2 separate regions of the Homo sapiens genome follow, and region 2 is linked to region 1. The links are chromatin loops, found by intact Hi-C in ENCODE. Cell type or tissue: heart left ventricle. All regions are shown on one strand.

Region 1 (8,000 bases):
ATTAGTGCCACCGACCAAGTTCGCACTCAGGTAATCAGTGACTGACTACAGTGACTGCTGGGGGCGTGACTGCCGCCTGGCTGACGGTGATTGTGAAGCACTTCATTTTAATGTACACAGACAGAGTTCAGAGACGTTAAAAGATGGAAAAGAGAAGTCTGTACTTCTCAGAATAGAAGAAAGACAATAAATAACTAGAAAGTGAGCACCTACATGCATCACCTCGTGTTATTTACAAATCAGTATTTCTACCTTGGGTCTGTTGTGCACCTCAAAATTATAAAGGGCTTTTATACTCATTTTCTTATTTAATTTTCACTACTCTCTGGGGTTAGACCAGGTCTTGTTCTTTGCTGTTTATCTCCATTTCCTGGGAAATATCTGTTAAGTGAATGAATGAATGAATCAACAGATGAATGGATCCGTAACTTTTACAGAGGAGCCAGGCTTAGAGATTTGTTCAGGGACACAGCTCCTAAACAGCAGAGCTGGGGCAGGACCAAGTCAGATTCTTCTATCCCTTCTTCTGGACAAGGGCCTTCTAATCTAATTTTTTTTCTAATTCTTTGTTGTGGTTGCTTTCCTGTGCATTATAAGATGTTTGCCAGCATCCCTGGCCTCTGCTCACTAGATGAAGTAGCACCCCTCCACTCATGACAACACAAAGCGTCTCTAAACATTGCTAAATGTCCCTGGGAGGGGTCTGCTATTTAAGGACCAATAGTCTAGACCTACTTCTAGCTGTTTTTTATTTGCCATTTATAAAGGATGCTGTAAAATGGGTATTTATCTCTCTCTCTCTCTCTCTCTCCTTCCTTTTCTTTCTTTCCTTTTTTTGTGTCCTATAGAGATTAGAATATGTGGTCTCTAACATGACTTCCAGATATATTAATAATCTGCTTTTAGCATCTGAGCTGGACTTTGATGGAAACTTAGAATATTGGCAGGGGGAGACTGGCTCTCCAGGATGCAGCCGCTGTATGGACCTGTGTACAGTGACTTTGGCACACAGCACCTCTGCAGCGACCTCCAGTGTGGGGCACAGAGATGCTCATTGAGATGTGAAAAGAAGAGTTTAGAACTCTGCGTATATCATTATTTTATCCTTTAAAGTGCATTAATGTGTGTGTGCTTTATACGATCCAAAATAGTTTTTATTTTTTACCTTTAAAAAAGTTTATCTTTTTATTTTTACACTTCATTGTGTAAAATTGACAAAATATTAGTTTTTTTTCTTTTTTTGAGACAAAATGTTTTTAAATGTACATGACATTTTAGCTTAATGGGCATGAGTAAAATTTATTAATAGAATTACATATAAATGTATGTGTGTAGCAAATACCCAAAAGGATTGCTTATTGGGAAGGGTGCACAATCACAAATTGTGGAGAGCATCCTGCGTGCTGTGTGCAGTCATTCATTATACAGAAAATGCCACTGAGTCACTTGCTGCAACGATGCCTGCACAGCTTTGTCCTGAGTCATGGACAATGGGCTCCTCCCAGCTCTAAGGTTCACTTTCTTTCAATTGAACAAATGTTTATGAATTGTTTGACAGTAAGGAACAAGGTAAGGACTCTGCAAATGCAAGAGAGAGGGAAGAGGAGACCATCTGTGTGATTACGCACAGGCCATGCTGAAATCCCAGTAGAAGGACCGCATTACTTATACCTGGAGTCCAGGGAAGCCTGCCTTCAGATGACACTTGAGCTGGAAAGGACACACATGGGAAGAGCATTCCAGGCAAAGGAGACTGCGTTTGCAAAGGGCCAACACCTCTCCTGGGGAGAAGTGGGGACTGGCAAGAGACATTCAAAATGGGCTGTGTGCTGGTACACTCAGCATGGCTATACTGGCTGTTAAAATACGATAATGTCTCCAACCTGGTTGGAAAATAGCTACTGACTCAAGCCCCTAAAGTGCCCCCTGTAACCCTGGCACCTCCCTGGAGACCCTTGGATTTCCCTACAACCAGCAACTAAAGGGTTAATGTTCAGCCCAATGGTGGGGCCTGCAAGACCCTACCCCACCATGGTGCCTGGAGTTTGTTTTATTTGGCTAATATCCAGTGATACTCAAGAAAAACTATAGAGGTGGTTAACTATTTTGAATATCACTCTTGGCTTCATGTATCAATTATCGAACTTGAATTTGATCTTGAAGGTGATGGTCAGCCTGTGAAAGGCTTTGAGGAGGAAAGTGTCATGATTTTACTTTAAAAAGATGATTATGGAGGCACGGGAGGAGGAACTGATGCGGCTTTGAACTAAGGCAGTGTCAGGAAGCACTGGGAAAAGGGCATGGGTTAGAGAGAGGCCAGGAAGAGAGAGACAGGACTCTATAGCTTGGTGGGTATAAGGCCAGGAGAGAAGGAGAAGGTGGACACTCAGATTTGGGGCACATGCCTCTCCCTGAGATTCAAACCCAGTAGGAAAAACAGGTGCACAGGAAAGGTGACAAGCAGTCATCTGGGAATGTCTGGTCCCTGAGTGGAGGTTGTTTTGGTGTGGATATAGCTGCAACCCACCTACAGTGCTGTCATCTGCTAGGCTGTTTGTCTCTATCACACTCACCTAAGTCTTGGGTAACTGATAGCAAATACAACTTTGGGATTGAAGAGCACCTTTAGCATCCTGCCAGCGGGAGCAAGGAAGAAACCAACGAGCCCAGTGGCTAGGGTTCTCCATGTCCTAGCTCCAAGAACTTCACCTTTGAGGGCTTCTGAGAGGACTGGATATGTTAGCTACGCAAAAGCAGGTGCCCACGTGTGAAAGGGCCTCTGTTGCTCCCCCTCCACCTTCCTATGAATTTAATATGTGTACATCCCAGTCAGTAAGTGAGTTCATCTTTATCACATTTGGTTCCATACCTGGAGGAGGACTCGACTCCTTTCCCATATACAGTAGACATTTTTGCATTCAACCAGATCCAGCAGACATCATTGACTATTTTATACCAGGTCTTGAGGTAGACACTGGGGATCCAGTGGGGAGTAAATGTGTTCCTACCTTTAAGGCTTCCACTGCAGAGAGGGTCAGAAGGGAGATGAGACATTGAAGGAGGTAGAGGGGTCAGAGTGTGGCAGTCTATATTAATATATGGAGCATTTGGGAGCCACCACATATTTTTGAGCAAGGGAGAGATAGGACAGGAAAGGAAGGTTAGTCTGGGAGTGAGGGGTATGAGGTAATTGAAGGAGGTCATTTGTGAGTCTGAAATTACAGTTGGTGAAAGCCCCCAAAGGCTTAAACCTGAGGAGAACAAAGCTGAAGTCTGATTAATGGGTTTTGGCAGATTTTTTTCCCCAATATCCCTTCAAAGGCAAAAAATAATAGAGACACTGTTTTTTCCATTAGTAAATACACTCAACGTCTCCTTATTTGTCTGTAGCTGTTTCAAAAGAAAATAGCTTTGTTTTTAAGAGCAACTGTGTAGGCCCCGGTGTAGCTCATGCCTGTACTCCTAGTACTTTGGGAATTTGAAATCAGTCTGTGCAACATAGAACCCATCTTTACAAAAAATTAAAAAAAATTAGCCAGGTGTGGCGGCACATGCCTGTAGTCCTAGCTACTTGGGAGGCTGAGGTGGGAGGATCACTTGTGCCCAGAAGTTAGAGGTTACAGTGAGCTATGGTAATGACACTGAACTCCACCTTGGGCAACAGAGCAAGATCCTGTCTCAAAAGAAAAAAAAAAAAAAGAACTACAACTATTTATAAGTATTTCTATATTTGATAATAATTCAATATAAATTCAGTTATCTTGAAGACTTGGCGTAAGGAGAGCCTGGCTAAATTACTGGGTTCAATTCCTATGGGGAGATGATGTCGCAGAGAAGTCAATTGGTTAATATATAAGGAACTCCTACAAATGCAAGATAAAACTGTAAACACCCCATTAGAAAAATAAGGCAAAGGCTTAAACTGGCAACTCTAAAAGAAGTAATTCGAGGATCCAATAAACATTTCAAAACATGTTCAAATGAAGACAGCAATGAGATACCATTTTCCTTTCATCTGATTGGATGGCAATGACAGAACCATAGAGTGTCAGAACCTACAAGGACCAGCTGATTTGGCTTCCCCGGTCATTTTACAGGTGAGGAAGATAGGCCCAGATAGGAGAAGGGACCCACCTAAACCCAGGGGTTAGACAGAGGCAAATTCTGAACAGATCCCCCTCTGGTGACAGTGTCTGCTGAGAAGTCGAGACTGATGAACCTTGAAGAGGTTTTGCAACCTGGAAGGAGGCCTGGTTTCTGTCCTGCCAATTTGATCTTGCAGTTTTCCAAAGTGGCCACGAGATGTCAATGTTAATAATGCTAACAAGTCAACACTTGCAGTTGCTCAAATATTGAGCTTATTGCAAAATACGAGGGGGTTTTCAGTTTTCAAAATGTACATTCTAAGAGGGGAAAAACCATAAAAACACTGTGGTCAGAGTATGAATTCAATGTTTTTTGACTTTATAAAGAAAACCGTGTATTAGGCACGTGTAAAACCTGAATAAAACAGCATTCCTAGGGTTTGCGACAAAGGAAGTTCAGGTTAGCCTACAGCCCCTTTGGGACTTTTTATAAACATTGCATCTGGAGCCTGGAGGTCCCTCCAAGAAATTGTACCCTAAACCCCAGGTCCAGGGGTCCTGCATGATGTGCCGAATAGTGATTTCAAAGCCCTCGCTGCTACTTACCATCCTCAGCTAAGCCACTTTGCCCTCGTGAAGCCTCAGTTTTCTCTATAGGATTACTAGCTCCCTCTCAGAGTTGTTTAGAAGATTAAATAGAACGAGACAACGTATTTGAGAGAAGCAGGAGGAGATCATGGTTCTGAGTGCTGGCTCTGGGATCAGACAACTCAGTGTGGACACTGTTCGCTTCCCAGCTGCATGTCTTTGGAAAGTCATTGCACCACTTTGGGCCTCCATTCCTTCATAGGTTAAAAAGAGGGCTAAAATATTACCCATCTCTCAGGCTTCCTGTGCAGATTAAGTGGAGTTGTGTGGTTAAGCACTGAGCATCCTGTCTAGAACTACGTCAATAAGAATAATAATTGTCAAGACTGCTTGGGTCTCTTGTATGTATCTCTGCCTTGCATTGCTGCATTCTAATTTTTAAATATTTGTCTCTCTTCCACTTAACTATGAGCCCCTCAAATACAGATGCTGTGGGTATACACATATGATTTTAATATCCGCATCCCCCATGTTCAGCCCAGGGCTTGGCTCATACTGCTAAATGCTAGTTCTTCCTTCTCCCTCATTTTACAGGTAAATGAAAGCTTGGAGAGGTGGACTGATTTGTCCAGTGGAGCACATGAGTTAGTACTTCCTCTCTTACAGCACTTGTCACTCTGAATTGTATGGTGTGTTTACCTCTGTCTACCATGCTTGACCATAAGCTCCCTGAGGGCAGGAAAACTTATCCCAAGTTATGTCTCCAGGGTTAAAATACCATCATTAGCATAGCTAACATTTATTGAGCACGTACTATGTGCCAGACACTCTTCTAAGCATTCTTTTTCATGCATTAACCAATGTAATTCTCACGTATAACCTGTAAGCCAGGTACCATCATTATCTGAGTTTTACTGGAGTAGAAACTGAGACATGGAGAGATTAACTTACCCAGTGTTGCACAGCTGGTAAGTAGGAGAGCCAGCCACTCTGAATCTGGGGCCAGAACACTTCACCCGTAACTTAACCTCTCAGGCAGAAATCCTTCATGAATTTTTGTTGGCTAGAATTGAATCAGTAAGATTGGAGATTGAGCAATACTGTAGTGTATCATGGGGAGTGACCCTAGGTGTGCCCTCAAGTTCCATGTTGAGACCTGCTTCAAATGTACCATCCAAAGGTGACAGGAAGAGCCATGTCTGCAGGGAGAACGTTCTGCAGAACCATGTCTGAGTGAGTGGGAGGGAAGGAGGCAAGGTGCCAGGGGAACTGCTCAGCTCAGGTACCATCCAGTCTTGGGGAGCAGGGAGCAGTGGTGAGGACTGTGGAGGAAGCCTGGGAGCTGGGCATCCCCCCATCCCTGCTATGAGTCTATGGTGGGACCGCAGTTGTTTGTGAAGGCATGGGTGAATCTGGAGGACATTAAGTGAAATAAGCCAGACACAGAAACATAAATACTGCATGATCTCACTCACATGTGGAATCTGAAAGAGTCAAACTCCCAGAAGCAGAGAGTAGAATGGTGGTTCCCAGGGACTGGGAGGTGAGGGAAATGGGAAGATATTGTTCAGAGGATACAAACTTTATACGATTAACAACTTCTAGGGATCTCATGTACAGATCCACGTGGGTGATAAGAGATGTGCTATTTGGTTTGATTGAGCACTCCTAGGGTCACTCCCCATGATACACTACAGTATTGCTCAATCTCCAATCTTACTGATTCAATTCTAGCCAACAAAAATTCATGAAGGATTTCTGCCTGAGAGGTTAAGTTACAGGTGAAGTGTTCTGGCTCCAGATTCAGAGTGCCTGGCTCTCCTACTTACCAACTGTGTATCATTGGGTAAGTTAACCTCTCCATGACTCAGTTTCTGCTTCCGTAAAAACTCAGATAATGATGGTACCTGGCTTACAGGTTATATGAGAATTACATTGGTTAATGCATGAAAAAGAGTGCTTAGAAGAGTGTCTGGCACATAGTACGTGCTCAATAAATGTTAGCTATGCTAATGATGGTATTTTAACCCTGGTGACACAACTTGGGATAAGTTTTCCTGCCCTCAGGGAAACTTACACAGTGTATATTTATATCAAATCATAATGTTGTATACTTTGAATGTATACACTATTTGTCAATTAAATTTTTTTTTTTTTTTTTTTTGAGATGGAGTCTCGCTCTTTCGCCCAGGCTGGAGTGCAGTGGCGCGATCTCGGCTCACTGCAAGCTCCCAGGTTCACGCTGAGAGGTGACAGTGTGCTGGCAGTCCTCACAGCCCTCGCTTGCTTGCTCTCGGCGCTTTCTCTGCCTGGGCTCCCACTTTGGCAGCACTTGAGGAGCCCTTCAGCCCACCGCTGCACTGTGGGAGCCCTTTTCTGGGCTGGCCAAGGCCGGAGCCGGCTCCCTCAGCTTGCAGGGAGGTGTGGAGGGAGACGCGCGAGCGGGAACCGGGGCTGCGCGTGGCGCTTGCGGGCCAGCTGGAGTTCCGGGTGGGCGTGGGCTTGGCGGGCCCCGCACTCGGAGCAGCCGGCCGGCCCTGCCGGCCCCGGGCAATGAAGGGCTTAGCGCCCGGGCCAGCGGCTGTGGAGGGTGTACTGGGTCCCCCAGCAGTGCCAGCCCACCGGTGCTGCGCTCGATTTCTTGCCGGGCCTTAGCTGCCTTCCCGCGGGGCAGGGCTCGGGACCTGCAGCCCGCCATTCTGAGCCTCCCACACCCCCCGTGGGCTCCTGTGCGGCCCGAGCCTCCCCGATGAGCACCGCCGCCTGCTCCACGGTGCCCAGTCCCATTGACCACCCAAGGACTGAGGAGTGCCGGCGCACGGCGCGGGACTGGCAGGCAGCTCCACCTGCAGCCCCGGTGCGGGATCCACTGGGTGAAGCCAGCTGGGCTCCTGAGTCTGGTGGGGACGTGGAGAATCTTTATGTCTAGCTCAAGGTTTGTAAACACACCAATCAGCACCCTGTGTCTAGCTCAGGGTTTGTGAATGCACCAATGGACACTCTGTGTCTAGCTACTCTGGTGGGGCCTTGGAGAACCTTTATGTCTAGCTCAGGGATTGTGAATACACCAATCGGCACTCTGTATCTAGCTCAAGGTTTGTAAACACACCAATCAGTACCCTGTGTCTAGCTCAGGGTTTGTGAATGCACCAATCGACACTCTGTATCTAGCTTCTCTGGTGGGGCCTTGGAGAACCTTTGTGTCCACACTCTGTATCTAGTTAATCTAGTGGGGACGTGGAGCACCTCTGCGTCTAGCTCAGGGATTGTAAACGCACCAATCAGCACCCTGTCAAAACAGACCACTGGGCTCTACCAATCAGCAGG
Region 2 (8,000 bases), 250 kb after region 1:
ATGTGTTGAAGATGGAAAGGAAAGGAAAAAGGCAGAACAGATAGACTATTATTATTCTTCCTTTCTCTACCTTCCTGTCTGCACCAATTCCTAGATCTCACAGAAAGATGTAACCTGGAGAAAATGAACAGGCATATGATACATCCAGACAATCATATACAGCACATGTGAACTTCACAACAACCTTATATAGTTGGGCAGGATAGTTCTTGTCCTGTTACAGATATGAAATTCACCGATATATGCAACATATTTAGTAGACATCTACAGGGTTCTCCATGCGCCCCATAAATTCTACCTGTTCCATAATTATTTCCTTGGAGGAAAGTCTTTCCTTCAAAGACTCACAATTCTGTAGGAGGTCAGGGACCATCCTGTGTTTCTGGCAGAGCTGAAATGTATCCTGGACCACAGAATGGAGGATGTCCGCATGGTCTGGGTTGGATGGAGGCTTGAGTGAATTATCACAGCACAGAAAAATGTTATTTTCTCTGGACAATTTAAAAACAGTGGTGACCACTTTCTACTTTTGGTTTCCCCATGATGGCAAAAAGAAATACAATTGGACTCTAAGATGATGGTGACTCATGATGCCTGCTCCCTTCATTGCTGCAGATCTTTGGTTCTTATTGTCTATTATCTACCTTGTCCCTTCCTTCTATAATCTCCCCAGCTCCTGATATCTAAAGGCAGGACATCTCAACTCTCTATCTTAAACTTAAACCAGTTGCCCATCTTCCTGCCATTCAGCTTTTCAATGTAACCGTCAAGTACCTGCAGCCTTTCTTTTCTGGTTCTGCATTGGATGATTGATGTTTCATTGACCTTGTGGAGGAAAGAGGGTACAGGTAAGCAGTAAAGACTCCAGGATACCAGTGATGACATTATATGATGCTAAAGAGTGTGTGTATGTGCGCGCGCGTGTGTGTGTGTAATGTGCACAGCCCTTTTTTACTTTTGAGACTCCGAGACCCAGTGATAAGTGAATTGAGCAAGGCTGCACTAAGAAGACAACTGCTGCCATCTTGGGCTTGAAGAGATTCATCTTAGAATACTGAAGGGAGAATTTTCCCCTCCACCTTTACAATCCCTGATTTGGAAAGATCTTCTCCTGTGATAATTAACTGGTCCCAGGCGTTGCCCTACTCAGCAGCAATGGATGGATAGGAGGGAAACCTGGAGATAATAATGGCAGCTTTCAGGGAATCCCATCCTGTGAAGACGTTACCTTCAAGACCAGAAAGAAAAGTTATGCTCTCGTCATTTTCCTGCATGTTGGCCCTACTACTCAGCCCTTTACCCCTACCCCATCCTTCCCAACAATGAGGAGGTGTTGAGTAACCTTGTTACCTTGTTAAAGAGACTGAATGATGCTGCCACCTTTGTCCTATAAGGAACTACTTGGTTTGAATTTCTCCAAGTCTATGCCAAACTCCTGAATGAGTTTGGCCCGCCTTTGGTTTATACTGTTTAGCCAGCCCTGCTCTAACTAGGCTCCTGTCCGCCTGAGAAATATGTCCCTTTCCAGACACCTGTTTGTCCTCTCCATAGCCCTGGCATGACCTGGGCAATGTGACACCCAGAACATGCCTGGATCTGTACCTTATCACTAACCAAATCCATGTAGGAATACTAACTATTTGAATTCCTTAGCTCAGTATCTGAGTCTGAATATGCATAGATTAATATTTCCCAAATAATCTGATTCCATTAGCGATAATTTGAGAAATATCTTGGGACAGTTGGAAAGACTTCAGACCTTTTCCTTAGTCAAACTGCAATGCTTTCAAAAGTTTTCTAGCACAGTTTGGCCTGCAAACAAATTTAGTTCATTTCAGTAGGAGGTAACAAAGCTTTCTGTACCTGCCTTCTTCTGGTGTAGTTCTTGTTTGCACTTTATTTCTCTGCAATGTCATGGGGGGAAGCCAGGTAATAAATAGAGACAGATAGTAAACAGACTCCTAAGTATTTAATGGGGTTGGTCGGATTTACGGCTCCAGTGTCGTAACACAGAATTACCCAATTCCTTCAGCTGCTTAGTAAGTTTCACATTATCACACAAATCAAGGGTGACTCTCTTAAAGTTGTGGTGATCATCTGAATGCTTTTCTTCATTAGATGTCAAAGTAGGAGAAAGACAACTATTTTGGAAGGTTCTCAGACGTGAAACACTGGAAGATATCTGTGAATCTACCTCCCACTCTCTATCACCATGCCCAGGAATGTATTTCCTTTGTTATATTGACACTGGCAACTCCCAGATCTGATTGCCTTGATGTAGCCTGGAGCTACGAGAGGTCCTTAGAATCTGTTCTTGCCAGTGGCCCCTTTGCAGAATTAATAAAAAATCTTATGCACAGTAATAGCAAAGCTTTGCTCCCTCTACTTGACTTTTGGGAAAGCTTGGCTCATTGGTAAACATGTAATGTTCTTTATATTAAAACAGAGTTCTGATACTCTCAGAGTTGGGGCAAATTGTTAGCCTTTCACCAAAACTTGAAAGGCTTTCTACGTTAAGATCCAAGCTCCTGCCTTATAAATATTCTGAATTACAGTCAATTTTGGAATACTCTTGTGGCAGAGAAAGTAACATGCACCAAATAGTCCAGGCTTGTGTTGAGTTAGAGCCATGCGACAAGTTCTGGCCAATAATATATGTGTGCGAGTGATACATGCCCCTTCTGACAGAAGCAGTGAAAAATTTATGAACAATATTTTAGTTTTCTTTCCTCTACTATGGCAACTTAAGTTGTGTGAGCCAGATAATGGAGTTTCAGGATGATGGTTCCTACTCAGCCTGGGTCCCTGAGTGACTGTATGGAATAAAGCTCTGCCGACACTTGTTAGACATGACCATGTGTAACAAATAAGCCTTTGTTAAGCCACTGACCATTTGGAGTAATCTGTTACAACTGCAGAACAGAGCATATCCTGATTAACAGAATTCCTACTTCCCAAATTTCTGCTTCCTTTCCTGGCTGCATAATTTGTCCAAGCTGTCTGTCATCTACATACTCCTTTACCCTATTTATGGCTTATACTATCTCATCTGACCTTCATGGTCTATCCTAAACGTCATCTCCTTCCCAAGGATCTCCGGTTTCCAGTTGGATGGGATACCCTCCTCTTCTCTGCTAATAGAAAGAGTAGTATACCTCTCTTAAGGCAATCATCTCATTTGCTTCTCTTCCTCATCCATTTAACTTAGAGCTCCTGGAAGGTGAAGACCATGTTTGATTCACCCAAACACCCCAAGGCCCCAGCTGAACATTTTGTGGTAGCTACAGGTGGATATTATTTAGTTTGAATTGAGTTTTCTCCTGAGGTTAGCAATGCGTAGGCCAATGTAGACAGCAATGTGAAATGATTTTAAATAAGTTATCTGCCTGAAACATAGCAACAGGGAGAGAAGAAAACAAAAAAAAAAACCCTTTACATGAGTAAGTGTAATTCTCAGAAAATAAGAGAAATAGCATATCAGAAAAAGACATAGGAAGCAAAAGTGATGCTTGCTGAAGAACATCAGAATGGGAATTAGGAAACAAACTTCTAGATTTGACTCCTTTGAAAACTAATTCTGTGATCTCTCTGGAACTCAGGTTCTTCATCTTGTACGTGGGATCAGAGGCTGGACGATAAATTAATTAAGGTATTTCATTCTGGAATTTTACTTACAGAAACCCCAGGTGCTGAGATGTTTTCCAGGACTAGGATGAAGTCTCCATCTTGTGGCTAAATTAAGTTCTGCAGTCACTCAACATTATGAACGTCAAGATCCAAGTCAATTTAGTGGAGCAGCGTAGATTAGGTCAATAGCTTCTGTGAGAAACAGAAACACATCTTCTTAATGCAAATGCAGCAGGACAGGTTCATTCGCAGCCATTTGGAAAGGAATTTAAACTTGGACAACGAACTGTGCAAATATATTTATTCATTCTTTTACTAAAGAGAGGGCCTGTCTTATCTTTTCCAGACTTGCATTCCTTGGCTTGTGGCCCCTTCCTCCTTCTTCAAAGCCAGCAATGTAGCATCTTGCTTCAGCCCTCACATTGCCTCATTCTTATCTGTCAAATCTCTCTCTGCCTCACTCTTATAAGGACACCTAGGTGATCCAGAATACTCCCATCTCAAGAATTTTTAATTTAATCACTTTTACCATATAACATCCGCAGTTTCCAGAGATTAGGATCTGGATATCTTTGGAGACCATTATTAGTCTACCACTGGGAGAAAGTGAAGGGGGCTGGGGAAAGTGTTTCCAGGAACACAGTAGTCTGTCCAGCGCCCCTTCCACCACTATCATTGGTGAGATCGTTGGTAGCAGCTGTGAGGTGTGATAGAGACTGACTTTTCTCCAGTTCCAGGGGCTCCAACTGGCAAAAGCTCATAACTGTTATCATCCCCCTGACTTCAGTGATCTGCTCAGGAAAGGGCACTTGAACAAATTCAGACCAGCTCAGGAGCCTCTACCCTCCACCCCCGTAGTTGTGGAAAAAGTTTTCATATCAGCTATTCTGGAGGTAGCAAAAAGAAGGCCAAAAGATTACAGCCCTTTTTGTTTGTTTGTTTGCTTGTAAGCCTTGTGGTTCTATTTGACTTTTTAAATTATGCGCATGAATTACTTGGAGACATTTTTTAAATTGAAGTGGAAAAAATAATTTAAAAGGGAAAACTAACTAAAGTAATATAATTTCAGAGTATTGATTATTGTCCAGAATATGCTTTGTTTTATTATTTTGCTAATAAAATTAAATTCACTGTACATTGTTCCAGAAGTATGTTGACTCTAAGGAAAATGTTTTAAATGGAATAGCCTGAGGATATCATTGTGGGGAAGTATTGGATGTCCTTGATCTTTTCTGTTCATTGTAGATGTTTTCTAGAAGACAGCACATCTTAAAGATATTTCAGGCTTCTTATGAAGGAAACAGTAAACCTTTTACAAACTATATTTTCCAATTTTCTTGTCTTTTCTTGAAGTACCACTGTACAACTCTTGTTGGAGAGCTACTGTAATTATTTGTGACATGTTTTTCTTTGGCCAATTCTCTATGGCTTCTACTCAGTACAGCCACCTCATAAGAACATGAGATCACCCTCTCTGCACGTGGCTTTTGGAAGCTGCCATAACTTCATGGGTTCAAAGCTGGGTTCTCTTGGGACCTGCTTCCATGCAATGGCAGTCAGTTCATCATCTGCTGTGGTTCATTCCCTCAGCTTTTGACTCGGTCCTGGGTGTGCCTGAAAGAGAACCCTCTTCCCTCATTGCTGTCCTGAAAAACAAAACCCTCTTCTAGTTCTCACTAGAAGAGTGACATATTGTTTTGGGGGAGGAAAGTAGTGTCTCCATGTGTCACCTCGTTTCTCTCCAGGCACACAGTGCTCCAAGGTAAGGGATGCTTACAAGCTATATGACAATGAATGCACAAATTATTCAAAGTGAAAGGGTTTTAAAGATCAGTGAGTTCAATGTCTCCTCAAATGCGAAAATGCCTGTCAGAAACTCCCTGACACATCATCATCTTGCATCAGATACAGTATTTCCAGTTATAGGAAAGTCATGACTGAAATGCATGGAATCAGATTTTTCAGATTGAGAGGTCTAAAGTAGTATTTCTCAATGTGATGTCAGTGGAACACTTGCAGCAGGGTCACCTGGGATGTTCATTTAGGATTCAGATCCTTGGGCCCTGTCACCTACTGAACCATGCTGTCCAGGGATAAAATCCAAGCATATGCCTAGAAGAAAGACTTATTAACTACACTGAAGATTGAGATTAATTGTACTAGACTAACTCTCCTATACAATTCTCAAAAAACCTTGACATCTATTTGTTGAATGTTATGGCTTCTCCCTAGAAAAAGCCAGATGTGTGCCTAAGTTGCCTGCTCCCCCACCCCCTGACATTATCATATATTTAATTAGAAAAGTCAATGCCATTGACTTTTTAAAGCCAAGGGCCTCCTAGAATTATGTTTTGCAAAATGTGCTATACACATTGCTTATGGTATATCAAGTAGTCCACATATGGTTAGGCAGTTTTGGAGATAAAAATGATGAAACAATCCTATTTACACATGTTTTATAAATTTGAAATGTAATATTAATTATACTTTTTAAATTCCACTGCATTTTAATGATTATATCATAAAAGTTGTAAATGTGCTCCAAGAACTGCGTTGGTAAATTTGTTTCAGCTGTCATTCAGCTAACAGAGTCTTGTGAAAATTTTCCAATGTCACTTGTATTCTATTAGTTGTGATTCTTGTTCTTAAATTGCTGCGTGGAAACTAATCTATGGTGACAATAATCAGGGCTTGGGAAGGCTTGATTGTAAACAGGCTCATGACCCTGGGAACTTTTGGGGATGCAGCAATTATTTTCTTATATTGATTATGTTGGTAGTTCCATGGATGTAGCTTGCCAAAACTCATTAAACGATACACTTCGAATGAATGCATTTTATCATATGTAAGTGAGACCTTGGTAAAGTTGATTTTAAAATGTGAAGTGTTGGCTGGGCGCAGTGGCTCATGCCTGTAATCCCAGCACTTTGGGAGACGGGGGGTGGGGGCGGGGGTGGATCACGAGGTCAAGAGATCGAGACCATCCTGGACAACATGGTGAAACCTCGTCTCTACTAAAAAAAAAAAAAAAAAAAAAAAAAAAAAAAAAAAATTAGCTGGGCATGGTGGGTGGCCCAGTCCTAGCTACTGGGGAGGCTGAGGCAGGAGAATCACTTGAACCAGGGAGGCAGAGGTTGCAGTGAGCCAAGATCGCACCACTGCACTCTAGCCTGGGCAACAGAGAGAAACTCCGTCTCAAAACAAAACAAAACAAAACAAAACAAAAACAATAAGACGTGAAGTGTTATAATACCAATTTACAAGAAAGCATATCAAAAATGACTCATTGAAGCAGGTGGTTAGTGATTAAAAATTTAATGAATATACTACAAATCAGAAAAATACACTAGATGTAAATAATAAATAGAGCACCTGTGAAGACAGAGGTTGATCTGTATATGCTGAGAGAAATGAAGATACAAGAGAAATGATGTCACCAGCTGAAATGCTGTCACATTGTTGTCTTCATTCTTTTAGAAGAACTAAAGAAATAAAAGAATGAGCATCTGAAAATTAGATTGTATTGATAAACATTGATCCATTCACCCACCAGTCCCATTGTGTTCTGTTACAAAGTTTTTCAAAATGGCATTGTGAAATCTTTCAAGGGTTTGTGAAAAATAAGGTATAGCATCTCTTTGGTGAGCCAAATGAGTTTTTCTAAAATAAGCTTGGTAATTTTCACCCTAAAGTTGATGTATTTTAGTGTAAAAAATGAAGAGGTAGTGAAGTGTAATGGAGGGTGGGAGCCAGGCTCCTCACTGTTGGAGTGGGAAGTTACAGACGAGCAAAGGGAGGAGGCTAGAATAATCCATGGGTAATTGATTAGAGTGGGAGACATCTGTATAAACTCATATTTAGCTTAATATATAAATAGTACATGAATATTTATAGATGTATCTGTACATGGGTTATATAGATACGTGTATACATGTATTTCTCTATTTTGTCAGCTGAGAGGAACTAGAGGTAATAAATGACACCCAAGTAGTAGCAAGTAAAGTTAGAACTCAGATCCTGGTTTCTAATACCATTCTCTGATAGAAGGAATGAGGGCTCCTTGGAGCAATGGATGATTCTAAGGATGGAGGAGAAACATCTTGCAATGCTAGTAATAAGGAAATGCACAGAAAAACTGACACTGATGGGCCTATGCCAAGGATACAGGAACTGACAGAAAGCTCCCAATGGCCAAAGGCAGAACAAGCTGTGCAACAAAATAAACAAAGTGGTACTGAATTATAACCCAATATATAAAATAAATATTGATGGGTCTACACTGATATAAACAAAATGACTGCATAAATAAATAAATGGAGAAGAATAGCCAAATCTCCAGTGCAGAAGAATTTCAAATAATTTATGCAGATACT

Evidence for each region. Peaks named below come from ENCODE experiments on the same cell type or tissue, not always from the same donor. Only the 100,000 strongest peaks of a DNase experiment are listed, where the experiment ranks them.
Region 2: it touches region 1 in a loop (5-fold over the local background); 9 of 110 quality-filtered maps call a loop at or near these places.

What each region holds. Positions count from the first base shown.
Region 1 is chr15:81,151,520-81,159,519 of GRCh38, forward strand. No RefSeq gene overlaps it. Among named protein-coding and RNA genes, the nearest start is that of CFAP161, 21 kb to the left of the region's middle. In heart left ventricle, CTCF peaks have their summits at 4,291 (motif pointing right) and 4,492; no DNase peak of the experiment used is centred here.
Region 2 is chr15:81,397,116-81,405,115 of GRCh38, forward strand. All of the region lies in intron 6 of TMC3-AS1 (TMC3 antisense RNA 1), which reads left to right. Among named protein-coding and RNA genes, the nearest start is that of TMC3, 27 kb to the left of the region's middle. In heart left ventricle, a CTCF peak has its summit at 3,727 (motif pointing left); no DNase peak of the experiment used is centred here.